Regions from separate parts of the Homo sapiens genome. Here regions 1 and 3 are each linked to region 2. Evidence: read pairs that join two places in POLR2A ChIA-PET (ENCODE). Cell type or tissue: HepG2. All regions are shown on one strand. Links, peaks and the distances in the headings refer to the core of each region. The heading gives the core; the rest is flanking DNA. Region 1 overlaps GGCX (gamma-glutamyl carboxylase). Region 2 overlaps TGOLN2 (trans-golgi network protein 2). Region 3 holds the start of SH2D6 (SH2 domain containing 6).

Region 1 (4,000 bases), core at 1-4,000, 230 kb after region 2:
CCTATGGGCATTCAGCAGACCGTCCACAGACCTACACCGAGGGAGGTAAACATTGAGGGGGGAGCTGCTTAATGCAGCTACATCTCCATCCTTCCTTTTATACACGATAATCCTATCTATCCTGGGCACATCTCCCATATCCTCCCTGGTTATTCTGAGACCTTTTAGAATTATATGAGCAAATTCTAACATGATTATACAAGTCATAGAAGAAATATTGCTACTAAGTTATAACAGCAAAAAGTTCAGTATTTCTTGTTAGCTCCCAGTTGAGTTTGTTCTAATGGATCAAATCAGGAAAAAAGGACTACAATACTAGAAAATTACTGAAAAAGGGGAGGAATTTGATGGAGTGTTTGAAAAGCTATGTATGTGTAAATAAATATGCGGTGTATTATCTTTAAAAAAAAATGAAAACCCTCAACAGCAGAGTAACACACAACATAAACTAACATTTCATAGACCTGGGTGCCAGGATCCAGTATAAGAGGGTTCCTGCTAACAGCTTGTATTCTGGAAGAGAACTGATTAGACCCAGGCTACTAACACCAGATGTACTCTGGGGAAGCAGAAGCAAAGCAAGTTTTCAAGAAGTAGAAGCTGGGAAAGGGGCAGCTTACACTGTGGTCAAGAGCACTGGACTCTGCAGTCATGAACACCTGGACTCACTTCTGTTTCTTAACTGCTAGCTGACCTTAGGCAAATTCTTCACTCGTCAATAATACTTAGCTTCTTTATCTTTAAAATGTGAACAGGCCAGGCTCAGTAGTTCATACCTATAATACCAACATTTTGGGAAGCTAAAGCGAGAGAATCTCTGGAGCCCAGGAGTTTGAGGTTGCAGTGAGCTATGACTGCACCACTGCATTCTGGCCTCAGTGACAGAGCAAGACCCTGACTCCAAAAAACATAAAATGTGAACAGCACCATCGACCTTACAGGGTTTTAATGAGGAAAAACTCTAAATATTTAGTATAGTGCCTGCGATGTGGAAAACCCTGAATAAATGATAAGTGATTTTTTCAAAATGCATAAAGTCATAAAAATGGAACTTCTGACTAGCCTGAGCAACATAGTGAGATCCCATCTCTACAAAAAATTTTAAAAATTAGCTGAGTGTGGTGGCACACACCTGTTGTTCCAGCTACTCAGGAGGCTGAGATGGAAGGATCACCTAAACACAAGAAGGTTGAGGCTGCAGTGAGCTATGATCACGCCACTGCACTCTAGCCTGGGCGACACAGTGAGATGCCATCTCAACAAATATCCCCACAACGGAACTTTTCAGAGATATTCTATCAAAACTGCCTCTTAATTCTCTATGATCAGAGCTGGCCATTCTGAATGAGTTTCAAGTTTTACCAAAGGGGTTTTGTATGTGTGTATTAACAAATAGGCCGGACACAGTGGCTCATGCCTGTAATCCCAGCACTTTGGGAGGCCGAGGTGGGAGGACTGCTTGAGCCCAGAAGTTCAAGACCAGCCTGGGCAACAAAGCGAGACCCCATCTCTATTTAAAAATAAATAAATAAAAAGAAAAATAAATAAAACTTAATGACTGTTAATGAATTCAATGTTTGAGTTTTTTTCCCCATACTCATGTTATTGACACCTATTTTATTACTTTTCACTCAACATATAAAGAATCCTTAAGGTCAACTGCCCCACCACCTTATCTCCAAATCCCTTCTCCACCTCCCCTTAGAGACAGTCACCTAAGCCAGAAATGGGGAAGGGTTACCTCCTCCGAGAACAGCAATGCTGAGCAGCCCTGGTGGGCCCTCTTCTCCTGACATGATCTCTGCCTCACAGCAACTTCTACTTTTGGCTCTAACTCTGCCCTTCTGGACTCACACAGAGAAAGTCTGCTCCCTCTTCTACATAACCACCCTTAAAGTATCTGAAAACAGCCATGTCTGGCTTTAGTATTCTGTTTTTCTCTCTAAGAGGGTTACAAGAGGTGAATAAATCAAGGCACCTGGGGAGATAGGGAAAGACTGAAGGGGTGGGATGGAGCCATTTTGCTTTGTGTCATCCCAAGCGCTCCAACTAGTTGGCCCTTTCCCCTCCCAAATCCACCTAGATCAAAGTGACCTTGTAACCATACTTTGCAAACATGACTGAAAAATTCCAGAACCTCACTGGGCCCCTATCTCTGATAACCATCCTGACCCAGCCAACCCCTCCCCTTTGTCCCCCCTGACTCATACCAGTAGTGGTTTGCATCCATGAATGTTAGCTGAAAGGCCAACAACCCATACAGATAGGAGTGGTTGTTCCATGATGTCTTGTCCAGGAGAAACACATACCAGTATGGCAGCAGGAATAACACACAGCTTATCCGGTAGCACAGGCCCAGCATCATGCCCAGTGCCCCTGGGATTTGTAGGGAGAGGATTAAGAGGTCAAGAGATCACCACAGGCCCAGTTTCCCTGGACCAGGATATGGTTGGAATTAAGAAAAATCAAGCATTGTATAATCACATAAAACTAAATGAAAATTAAATGTTATTTTAATATTTTAAAAAGAATTATGGGATCACAGCTTAAGTGACACACAGGTCAACAGCATGAAATTGATCACAGCAGAAGTGAAATAAGGTGCCAAAGACTTTGACCATTCACCAGCATGCTTCTATTTCTGTGTTTCTGGCAGGCCAGTCAATATTTCCCACAGTTCCCCTCACCCAGAAACATGATGGTGTAGACAAGATACATCCAGTCAAGTGGCAGTGGGCGTAGGGCATCCAGCAAGGGGAAGCGGCACACATCCAGCCCATCAAGGTATTTCCGGTCCAGAGAGCTGAGCCCCCGCTCCTGGGGAATGTCTAGCACCATCAAGAACCCTAAGAAGGCAATAGGGGAGTTGGTCATTGGGCCTCAGCTAAGGAAGCAGTAGAATACAGTGGAACACAGTTGACAGTGTGCAGCTCCAGGGTCAGACTTCTTTTCTAATCTTGGCTCTGCCATTTATTCAGTATTAATTATTGAGTGCCTACTCTGCACAGTACTACATCTGTTGTGCCATCTAGAACAGCCCCTGCAGCTCGGTTAACCAATTCCCCATTTGTGAGAAGGGGAATACATCACAGGACTACAGAGAGGATTAAATTACAGAAATGCACAAAATGCTATAAAAACTGTTAGGGTCTTGACAGCTATAAAGATCCATCCTATTGAGCTTCAGAAAGTGCTCTGGGAGGCCAGGCACGGTGGCTCACGCCTGTAATCCCAGCACTTTAGGAGGCTGAGGTGGGCAGATCACCTGAGGTTGGGAGTTCGAAACCAGCCTGACCAACATGGAAAAACCCCGTCTCTACTTAAAATACAAAAAAATTAGCCAGGTGTGGTGGCGCATGCCTGTAATCCCAGCTACTCGGGAAGCTGAAGCAGGAGAATCACTTGAACCTGGGAGGCGGAGGTTGCAGTGAGCCGAGATCACACCATTGCACTCCAGCCTGGGCAACAAGATCGAAACTCCGTCTCAAAAAAAGAAAGAAAGAAAGAAAGAAAGTGCTCTGGGAGTGCTTCTCAACCTTTTCTGCTTCCTGGCACACTCCAAAAACAGTTGCATTTCGTCAACACCCTGGGAATAAACAGAAGAGGCTACTCAGATCAGGAAGCCAGCTTGAGATAAAGCAGGGTTTCTCAACTTCAGGACTAGTCACATTTTGGGCTGGTTAATTATTTATTGAGGGGATTATCCAATGCACTACAGGACATTTAGGAGCACTCCCTGACCTCTATAGAGATGCCAGCAGCCACCTATTCTTCCTCCCCCAAGTTGTGACAACTAAAAATGTCTCTAAACATTGCCAAATGTCTCCCAGGGAGCAAAACTCCCTCCAGTTGAGAACTACTGGGCTAAGGGGACTAATATCTCTGCACATCTGTAAACCATTCCAAGCACACCATGCTGCGGCCTCAGTTAAGAAGCTCTTGATTAGGGAGTCACAGCCAAAAGGTATGGTCCCTGTGGCCCCCTGCTCTGTTTCTCTGA
Region 2 (4,680 bases), core at 298-4,297:
ATATACACTTGATGGAGAGAGAGGAATCCTGGCTTCTGCTTCATACTGTTCTGTACTGTTGTGAATTATTTACATGTGTTTTTTGTTGGTGGTGGTTTTCTTCTTTTTTGAGACGGAGTCTTGCTCTGTTGCCCAGGCTGGAGTGCAGTGGCATGATCTTGGCTCACTGCAACCTCTGCCTCCGAAGTTCAAGCGATTCTCCCACCTCGGCTTCCTCAGTAGTAGCTGGGATTACCATGCCCAGCTAATTTTTGTATTTTTAGTAGAGATGGTATTTCACCATGTTGGCCAGACTGATCTAGAACTCCTGACCTCAGGTGATCTGCCTCCCAAACTGTTGGGATTACAGGCGTGAACCACTATGCCCAGCCACATGTGTATTTTTTTAAAAATCATAAGCCATGTGTGGTGGCTCACGCCTGTAATCCCAGCACTCTGGGAGGCTGAGGTGGGTGGATCATTTGAGGTCAGCAGTTCAAGACCAGCCTGGCCAAAAGGGTGAAACCCCATCTCTACTAAAAATCTAAAAATTAGCTGGGCGTGGTGGTGGGCGCCTGTAATCCCACCTACTCGGGAGGCTGAAGAGGGAGAACTGCTTGAACCCGGGTGGTGGAGGTTGCAGTGAGCCAAGATTGTGCCACTGCACTCCAGCCTGGACGACACAGCAAGACTCCGTCTCAAAAACAAACAAACAAAAATCATAAAAGGGGGAAAACCCTTAAAGTCAATTATCTGAAAAGGCAGTAGTCCAGAGCTAAATTGTAAAGCTAGCCTACTGGACTAGTTAGCAAAGATATTCTGAGCTCAGTGGCTCGTTCTGTAGCTAATATTGAGTTGTGCAAGAGAATCGTGTTCCCTGCAGGAAGTCTGGGAACAATTCATAGTTGGGCCACCAATGGTTCTTTGCCAATGTCCTGGCTGTTGCTATGCTGAAAGCAGAAGGAAGGGTGCATGCTGGTAGCAACGCAGTGAGAGTACAGTCTTCCTGCTTAGACAGGTTGTCTTTAGAGAGACCCTTGCTTAGCTCTGCTGCCATGGGGTGGAAGGAGGGCTTATCTGTCTGACAGAGGAATGGATTGGCTGTACTCAGGAACTCCAGCCTACGGTGCTTAAGCCAGGCTGATGTGGGGAGTTGGAGGCCTATGTGCTTCCAGGCTCGTGTTTCCAGGGAGCACAGTCTAGCACTTTACCACACAAAGTGTGGATCCAGTGGCATTTGGTTTCACCTGGGAACTTCCTAAGAATGTAGACACAGGCCAGGCACGGTGGCTTATGCCTGTAATCTCAGCACTTTGGGAGGTCGAGGCGGGCGGATCACCTGAGGTTGGGAGTTCGAGACCAGCCTGACCAACATGGAGAAACCCATCTCTACTAAAAATACAAAATTAGCTGGACGTGGTGGTGGCGCCTGTAATCCTAGCTACTCGGGAGGCTGAGGCAGAAGAATCGCTTGAACCCAGGCAGCAGAGGTTGTAGTGAGCCGAGATTGCACCATTGTACTCCAGCCTGGGCAACAAGAGCAAAACTCCATCTCCAAAAAAAAAAAAAAGAATGTAGAAATATAGGCTCCACCCCACATCTAATGAATCAGATAATGCTTTTTATCAAAATTCCCCAAGGTGATTCAAATGCCTATTAAAGTTTATGGAGCGCTGGCAGAATGCAGAAAGCTCAGGACTGGGAGACTAGGGAGTTGCTATCAGGTCCTGAGTTTGCCACTAACTTGCAGTAGAAACTTAGCGGAAAAAAAAAAAAAAGAGTGTTTCTGCGTGGGCCTATTTCCTCATCTGTGAAGGGAGGTAGCTGCTGTAGAGTATTCCAAGGTCTCTGCTAGCTCTAACGTCACAGATATGTGTATCTAGATGTTTCTAGTTTGTTGTCTAAAAAGGGCGAATGCAACAGCAACAGCAACCGCATCCCCAGAATCAGCCACTGCTGCTTCATGGCAAATGCAAGCCCACTACTGGGTCCATCTGACGTTGCCTATCCCTCCTATCCCTCCCATGGACCTGGCTCCTCCTTCCTTACCTTCTGGTCCAAACGTTGGTAGTCACTGGCCTTTGGCCGCCGGGTGACTTTAGATCTTTTTCCTTCCAGGACAAAAGCAATGATCTGAGGAAAGGAAAAAGAAAATGATTAACAGGTGGCTCTGTAATGACATAGTTCAGTCTCTGAACTCAGAGGCAGTCACCTGGTAGCATATTTGTTAATGACCCTGACTGTAGAAAGAGCAGTACACTCACAGAGGTCTATTTAAACTATAACCATTTTAAGAAAGACAGAGCCTAATTACATCAGAATCCTTTGTATTGCTTAATAGGAAATAACAAATAGAAGGCTGTCTGAGCTCTAGCGTGTGGGAGGAAGTCTGTTTGATTTATTCAAAGGTACACAGTCAAAGATCTATCAACTCCTTCCTAGAGATATCTAGGATATAGGACATTCCTTTAAAAAAAGTCATAATCAGAATTTCCTATCTACAAATGTACTTTTTCACCCCACGATGCTACATCAACTACATTCTTTATCAATCTCATTTCATGACTAAGGTTACCCTGCATAATGGACACTTGGACATAGAATAAGAAATACACTTTTTTTTTTTCTTAGAGGCAAGGTCTCACTCTGTCACCCGGGCTGGAGTGCAATGGCGTGATCATGGCTCACTGAAGCCTCGACCTCCCACAGTCAAGCCATCCTCCCACTTCAGCCTCCTGAGTAGCTGGGACCACACACGTCCACCACCACATCTGGCTAATTTTTTTATTATATGTAGAGACGAGGTCTTGCTATGTTGGCCAGGCTGGTCTCGGACTCCTGGGCTCAAGCGATCCTCCTGCCTCGGCCTCCCAAAGTGCTGGGATTAGAGGCAGGAGCCACTGCACCGGGCCAGGAATGCACATTTTTACTAAAGGTCTTCCCCTTTATTCTTTATAGCCATAGGCCTTATGGCCAGAATTGGACTCTCCAATTTTAAGCAGGTTACAGAAACTAGCTTCTAAATGTTGGGGGCTCAATATGAAATGCAATCATTTTGTCATTAGAGTGGTTGCTAATAAACAGACCAAACCCTGATGAAAAAGTAACAGGTGTACGTGTCTGTGCAATTTCTGGGCTTTCTTCTAATTATTATTAATTGCAGAAGTCCCTGGGCTCTTTGGTCCTGGTATCGAAGACGCAGTAATTGAAACCATTCTTTGTGCCACTGCTGATGGAAGAGAGAATGTTGGGAAAGGAAGCTAGAAATGACATATCGTCTCAAGAAGGGAAATAGGATGGAAGGTACGTGCTTTAACTGTCAAGTACTCAGGTCCTCTGAGGCTGTGAAGGACCTAAGTGCAAAGTTATGGGAGGAGATTCCAAGTCAGGTCAGATCCTAATAATGTCCTAACTTGGCTCCTAATGCAGTAGCAGAGGACACTCAGAGTAAACAGGTGACAGGATGAAAACACGATTAACAAAACAAGAGTAAAGAGGCCTAATAGGGCCTGAGGAAAAAACTGAAGTTTGTTTTAAAGTCCCCAGTGCTCACGGGCATCTAGTGACGGGATACCCACCCACACCCAAGCTTCCAGGGTGCTGGAAACCCCACTCCCCTCCGGAAGGCCGCTGTCGACTTACCTTCCGCTTGTTGTGATGAGCGATATAGAGGACAGCCACAAGAATGGCTGCAGTCACCAGATATGCAAAGAAGTGGCTGCTCTCCGCGCTGCCATTTCCAGAACCGTTCGGATAAAGGTCATCCTTCTCGCTACCCGTGGAATCCGAAAGTGTCCCTTCACGGTTCTCACTGGAGGCAGAACCGGACATCTTTTCTTTCTCTTCTTTGGGCGGTGAGCCCTCCTCGGGTCCTGTATCATCATCTTCAGCCTCTTTGGGCTCCACATCCTCAGTAGGCTCTGAAGACTTAACTTCCTCCTGCGGGGGAGAAATGAGGTCAGTTTCCTCCCCAGATTCGGTTTTGAAAGCATGAGGAGAAAGCTTCCCTTTGTCAGCAAGCTGGTTTGTGTCAGCCTTGGGGAGCTCCTTGTTATCAGAAGGGTTGGAGATGGGCTTGGAATGGTCTTTCCGGGAAGGCTGCTCTGGAACCACCTTGTTAGGGCTGTCTTTTGAGGTCTGCTCCTCCGCACCCGACTTGCTGGGCCCGTCTATTGGGCCCTGCTCCTCTGCACCGGACTTGTTAGAGCCGTCTTTTGGAGTCTGCTTCTCCGCACCCGACTTGTTAGGGACGTCTTTTGGGGTCTGATCCTCCGCACCCGACTTGCTGGAGCCGTCTTTTGGGGTCTGGCCGTCCGCACCCGACTTATTAGGGACATCTTTTGTGGTCTGCGCCTCCGAACCTGACTTGCTAGGGCTGTCTTTTTGGGTCTTTGCCTCCGCACCCGACCTGTTGGGGCTGTCTTCTGGGGTCTGCGCCTCCGCACCCGATTTGCCAGTGCTGTCTTTTGGAGTCTGCAGCTCCGGATGCGACTTACTAGTGCTGTCTTTTGTGGTCTGCGCCTCCGAACCCGACTTGCTAGTGCTGCCTTTTTGGGTCTTTGCCTCCGCACCCGACTTGTTGGAGCTGTCTTTTTGGGTCTTTGCCTCCGCACCCGACTTGTTGGGGGTGTCTTCTGGGGTCTGCGCCTCCGCACTCGACTTGCTAGGGCTGTCTTTTGGAGTCTGCGGCTCCGGATGCGA
Region 3 (4,680 bases), core at 456-4,455, 95 kb after region 2:
TCAGCTCTTTTTTTTTTTTTTTTTTTTTTTGAGACAGAGTCTGGCTCTGTTGCCCAGGCTGGAGTGCAGTGGCACCATCTCGGCTCACTGCAAACTCCGCCTCCTGAGTTCAAGCAATTCTCCTGCCTCAGCCTCCCGAGTAGCTGGGATTACAGGCACGTGCCACCACGCCCGGGTAATTTTTTCTATTTTTAGTAGAGATGGGGTTTCGACATGTTGGCCAGGCTGGTCTTGAACCCCTGACCTCAGGTGATCTGCTTGCCTCAGCCTCCCAAAATGCTAGGATTACAGGCGTGAGCCACTGCGCCCGGCCATACCCTCCCTTTTGAGGTGAGGCTCTTGAAGGCCCAGACCTTTCCTCCAGTGCTTTGAGGTCTGATCCTGATGATAATAACACCTCACTCATAACCTGGACTTCACAGTTTACAAAACACCCCTCCTCCTCACCCCCTCCCAAACTCGGTTTATTTTTGTCGTTAAAGCAGAGTTGTAGGCCAGGGTGGACCATAGGTTTTCTTGGTCACGAGAGACTTCCTCCCTCCCTGGGCTCCCCTCTGTAGTGGTGCCAAATAAAAATCTGATCAGTCAAGCCTGTAAGGTAACTAGCGCTAATGTGCAGAGCCAGTCCTGGGCAGGCCTGTTCATTATTTTGCACACTCTTACACCGAAAGGGCCCAGGACCCTCGCCTGACCCAGCCTTGCCTGCCAGGCCTGGGCTGGGTCTCCCAGCCCAAATTCTCACAAGAGGGCCGACTCCGGCCAGAGCGCGCCCCTCTTTGTGCCTCGGTTTGCCCACCTAGAGGTCAGTCCCGCAGGCGTGGCGGGTACATCTCAGGGTCGGCAGAAAGTGCCACCGGGAGCCCAGCCGGAGTTGAGGGCCTCGCGCCGGGCCCACTGTCCAGATCCAGGGCTCACGAGAAAAACGAGGACGCAGGAGAGCCACACGCCAGGACGCGTGTAAGGCCCCAACCCGGCCCCAGCCTGGGCCCTAGACCCCTAAGAACTACAAATCCCAGCAGGCAGTGGGCCGCGGGGCGGGGTCTCGGAAGCTGCGGCCTGTGGTGCCTTTGCTGAGCCCAGGTCCGGAGGGCCCTCGGGGACGGGAGCACCACAACAGACCCCCGGACACACTTACACACACAGTCTCACAAACACACAGTCACACACGCACACACACACACGCGCGCGCGCGCGCCTTTTGGCCCCTCCCCTACAAACTACAAATCCCGGCAGGCAGCGGGCCGTTGGGCGGGGCCTTGGGTGCTGATCCGGACGCAAAGATTGCGCCAGCCAGGGTGGGATCCCGGTAGCTAGGTGGGGGCTACCCTGCTGGGGAAGAGATGGCCTTCTCTCCTCGCAAACCCAGCTCCCCACCCCTGCACGCGCCCCTCTGCCCTGGAGTCGCTGGTCCGAGCCCTCCTTCTCTGCGAACCTGAGCCCCGCCCTGCCCTCCCTACGAGGTTGGGGCCGTGGGAGATGAAGATGGTGGGTGGGGGGTTGGGCCCACAGCCTGCTAAGCAGGCAGAGTGGCCTCCTGAACCCTTCCTCCATCGCCTAGAGCAAACTCCCATTCCTGGAAGGAGGAGCAGCCCAGACCCTGAGACTGGACTAGGTCTGTTAGGGTCCCTGTGTGGCCGGCAGGACTCGTGGTGAAGCCCGGGGAAGGCCTGGGTCCTCCAGGTCAGGGATGTAGGTCCCAGGGTGTGCAGGCCGCGGTATCTGACCATCGTCGGCGCCCTGCGCCCAGGCATCAATTTTACATGGCAGAGTCAAGGTGAGGTTAGGAGGCTGCCAGGAGGTAATAACCAGGGCGCTCGCATTCAGCATCCTCTCTCTCAAAGCACTCTCCTCACACCTCAGGGTCAAATGTCAGAGCTCTTGTCCTAACTTCCCAGGTTGCCCAAGGAGCTTCTGAGGCGCTACAGAAGGGACTTACCCAGACCCTTCAGTGCAAGCCAGGAACTCAGGGTCCGGCCTGCTCGGTAGGATGAGCTGTGCTGAGGCCCTACTTCATCCACCCTTCTGGGCCAGGGCAGCCTCTTTCCAGAGGCCTCTTCTCAGCTGATTTCTGGCTCCCAAGCGGGAGACTCAGGTTACACCTGTATCGGGAGCAGTGACACCACAGTGGCCAGCAACACATTGGACTTTCTGTCTCCAACTCCATTTTCAGCTTTTACACTTCCTGATCTGGGCATATACTGCTACATACTGGATCATCAAGGAAGGAGGAAAATACCTAGTCAATGAAGGTTTAGCCATGACCTTGTAAGTCAGTGAGATTTCATTCTTGTGTGGTTAGTTCGAGGCGAGCTACTTCCTAGAAATATTTCATTTGATCTCTAAACACCTAGAAACAGCTCCAAAAGGGATATTCAAAGTAGATTGCCCAGATTCTCTTGATAGCAGATGTGGGGTTCATATTAACTGGTCGCGTGGTCTCTAAGCATGCCTATTTCTGCCTGGGAAGTTCTCAAAGGTTTGGTTTTCTGAGTGTTTCTGTTAAAACAATCAGCCTTTTGTTGAGTAGCCCTTTTGCCCCTAGAGAGGAGAGATAGGTACCATAGAAACTTGGAGACAGCTATTGACTCAGTCCCTGGACTCTTTAATAAGAGCCCGTTCTGTTTTGTTTGTTTGTTTGTTTGTTTGTTTCCTGAGACAGAGTCTCGCTCTGTCTCCCAGGCTGGAGTGCAGTGGCGCAATCTCGGTCCACTGCAACCTCTGCCTCCCGGGCTTAAGCGGTTCTCCTGCCTCAGCCTGCCTCAGCCTCAGTAGCTGGGATTATGGGATCACAGGCGCACACTACCACGCCTGGCTAATTTTCGTATTTTTAGTAGAGACGGGGTTTCACCATGTTGGCCAGGCTGGTCTCGAACTCCTGACCTCAGGTGATCAGCCCACCTTGGCCTCCCAAAGTGCCGGGATTACAGGCATGAGCCACCGTGCCCGGACTGAGCCCATTCTCTTATTATTAGAAATCTTATTATCAGAATGTGAGCTTCTGCATTCCAGGGCTTCGCACCAGACCCTCAAGTCAGTAATGACCCTTGGGACATGCAGTGTGCCAAAAGCTGTTGAATGCCCATTCCTGCTCCCTGAAGATCCAACCAGCAATCAGCAGGGTGCAGTTAAAGTCACAGAGCAGTGTTGTTAGGTCATTACAGGGAATGTGGCTAAGGAAGGGCAAAGCCCAGCAAAACTTGTCCTAACTTCCCACGTTCTTTCGCTCTGCGGGCCTTGCCTTCATTTACCTTCCTGATAACTAAAGCCTGGGTCGGTGGTCCTCCAGGCCACGCCCCTTCCACCGTCAGCCTCCGGGCCCAGGAAATGAGCGACAGGCTGCCATGCCCCTCCTCACCACCAGGGGTCGCCCTCTCCCGTGGAACGACTGCTTAGGTCCCCACAGTGGCCCGGGACGGGGTGAGGGGACTGTGGCTTTGGCTCTGTGTACATCATATGGCCTTGGCCAGCATCCATTCTTCTCTGGCCTCGGCTTTTCTGTTGGTAAAAGGGAGGGAGGGTGATCTCAGGGCCCTCCAGGCCCATCAAGGAAGGAGGTGGGGTTGGAGACGTCGGGGAGCCACTGTGTCCAGTCTCTCCTAACGGGGAGGGTAGAAGACCAGCTGGGAACAGGAGAAGCTTGGCTCCCAGGCTCTGTGCTGAAGAAGGAAGCCTAAGCAGGGCCATGTTACATTTGGTGGAGGAGGGAGAGTGTAGGGGAGGAACAGACGCCGGCCGCTCCCGCTAAGGAAGGCAAATTGAGGAAAGGACCCAGTGGGGTGGGGAAGGTCGGCCAGAGGTATCCAGAGAACCAGAGAAAGTGAGTGTGAGGGAGTCCTTGGTGATCCATCTGCGCTGGGGAAAAAGGTTTTCAGCAGATAAACAGCCGGGACCTCGGGGGATTGTGCCTCAGCCTAGGCCCGGTAGTCGAAGACATATGGACAGGAAATGGGCAAGACACGGGCCTTTCAGAGAAGAGAGACCAAAGATGTTTGCAGAGAGGCAGGCTTTGCGCAACCTGTAAAGAATGAGTAAGGTTTGAATAGCAGCTACAACAAATATTGATTGAGAGCCTGCTGTGTGCCAGACTGTGGGCCCGGCACTTGGAATTTGGCCGTGAACCTAGCAGACACAGTGGCTGCCCATTTACATAGCGTGCAGTCGAGTGTGGGAGTTTACAGTCTAGCTGTGAAATAAACCTGTAGGTTTAATTATGGTGGGAGCTCAGAGAGCGGGGTAGGAGACTGTCCTGGTCTGGGACCTCCACTGCTGAGGAAGGGTCACCTAAGCTGGGGCCTGCAGGAGGAGGGAGGAAAGGGGCCAGGATGTTCCAGAGGAGGAATAGCAAATGTACACTCCAGATAAGAAGGGCCTGGTGGAGATTAGAAAGGGTGGAAAGAAGCCATGTCACACTGTGTTTGCAACCACTCTCCCCCACACCCAACCTCACCTGTGTATCCTGTGTACTTGGTCACCTCCTGGGCTCTCTTGGGGGCAGAATCTGGGCAGCGGGGGAATGGATCAAGCTGAAAGACAGCTAAAGAGACTGTGGCTGAGTGCAGGATAAAGAGCCAAGGTGGAAGGGAGAGGGCTGGGCTCTGGGAGACGGGGACATCTGTGAAGAGGATATTGCCATTTTGGGGGTAACATTTTTTGAAGTATGATATACATATAGAAGAGTCC

The links. Peaks named below come from ENCODE experiments on the same cell type or tissue, not always from the same donor. Only the 100,000 strongest peaks of a DNase experiment are listed, where the experiment ranks them.
Region 1: POLR2A ChIA-PET joins it to region 2 with 23 read pairs; 23 of 35 experiments call an interaction of 5 or more read pairs at or near these places.
Region 3: POLR2A ChIA-PET joins it to region 2 with 10 read pairs; 19 of 35 experiments call an interaction of 5 or more read pairs at or near these places.

What each region holds. Positions count from the first base shown.
Region 1 is chr2:85,556,230-85,560,229 of GRCh38, forward strand. GGCX (gamma-glutamyl carboxylase) reads right to left here. Exons shown (of 15, transcript NM_000821.7): 3 at 2,688-2,846; 4 at 2,211-2,376; 5 at 1-31. Among named protein-coding and RNA genes, the nearest start is that of GGCX, 3.3 kb to the right of the region's middle. In HepG2, for the core only: no CTCF peak of the experiment used is centred there; DNase peaks (open chromatin) are centred at 2,172 and 3,662; H3K4me3 peaks cover 1,186 bases.
Region 2 is chr2:85,322,887-85,327,566 of GRCh38, forward strand. It overlaps TGOLN2 (trans-golgi network protein 2), which reads right to left. Exons shown (of 4, transcript NM_006464.4): 2 at 3,622-4,680; 3 at 2,029-2,112. Among named protein-coding and RNA genes, the nearest start is that of TGOLN2, 2.8 kb to the right of the region's middle. RefSeq lists enhancers at 3,706-3,875, 4,116-4,295. In HepG2, for the core only: no CTCF peak of the experiment used is centred there; DNase peaks (open chromatin) are centred at 2,165 and 3,675; H3K4me3 peaks cover 2,572 bases.
Region 3 is chr2:85,417,471-85,422,150 of GRCh38, forward strand. It overlaps SH2D6 (SH2 domain containing 6), which reads left to right and starts at 1,244. Exons shown (of 24, transcript NM_001394463.1): 1 at 1,244-1,460; 2 at 1,559-1,774. It also overlaps a transcript of CAPG not described here. RefSeq lists enhancers at 585-694, 691-1,226, 705-864, 3,093-3,242. In HepG2, for the core only: a CTCF peak has its summit at 3,372 (motif pointing right); DNase peaks (open chromatin) are centred at 1,121, 2,561, 3,381, 4,051 and 2 weaker places; H3K4me3 peaks cover 3,908 bases.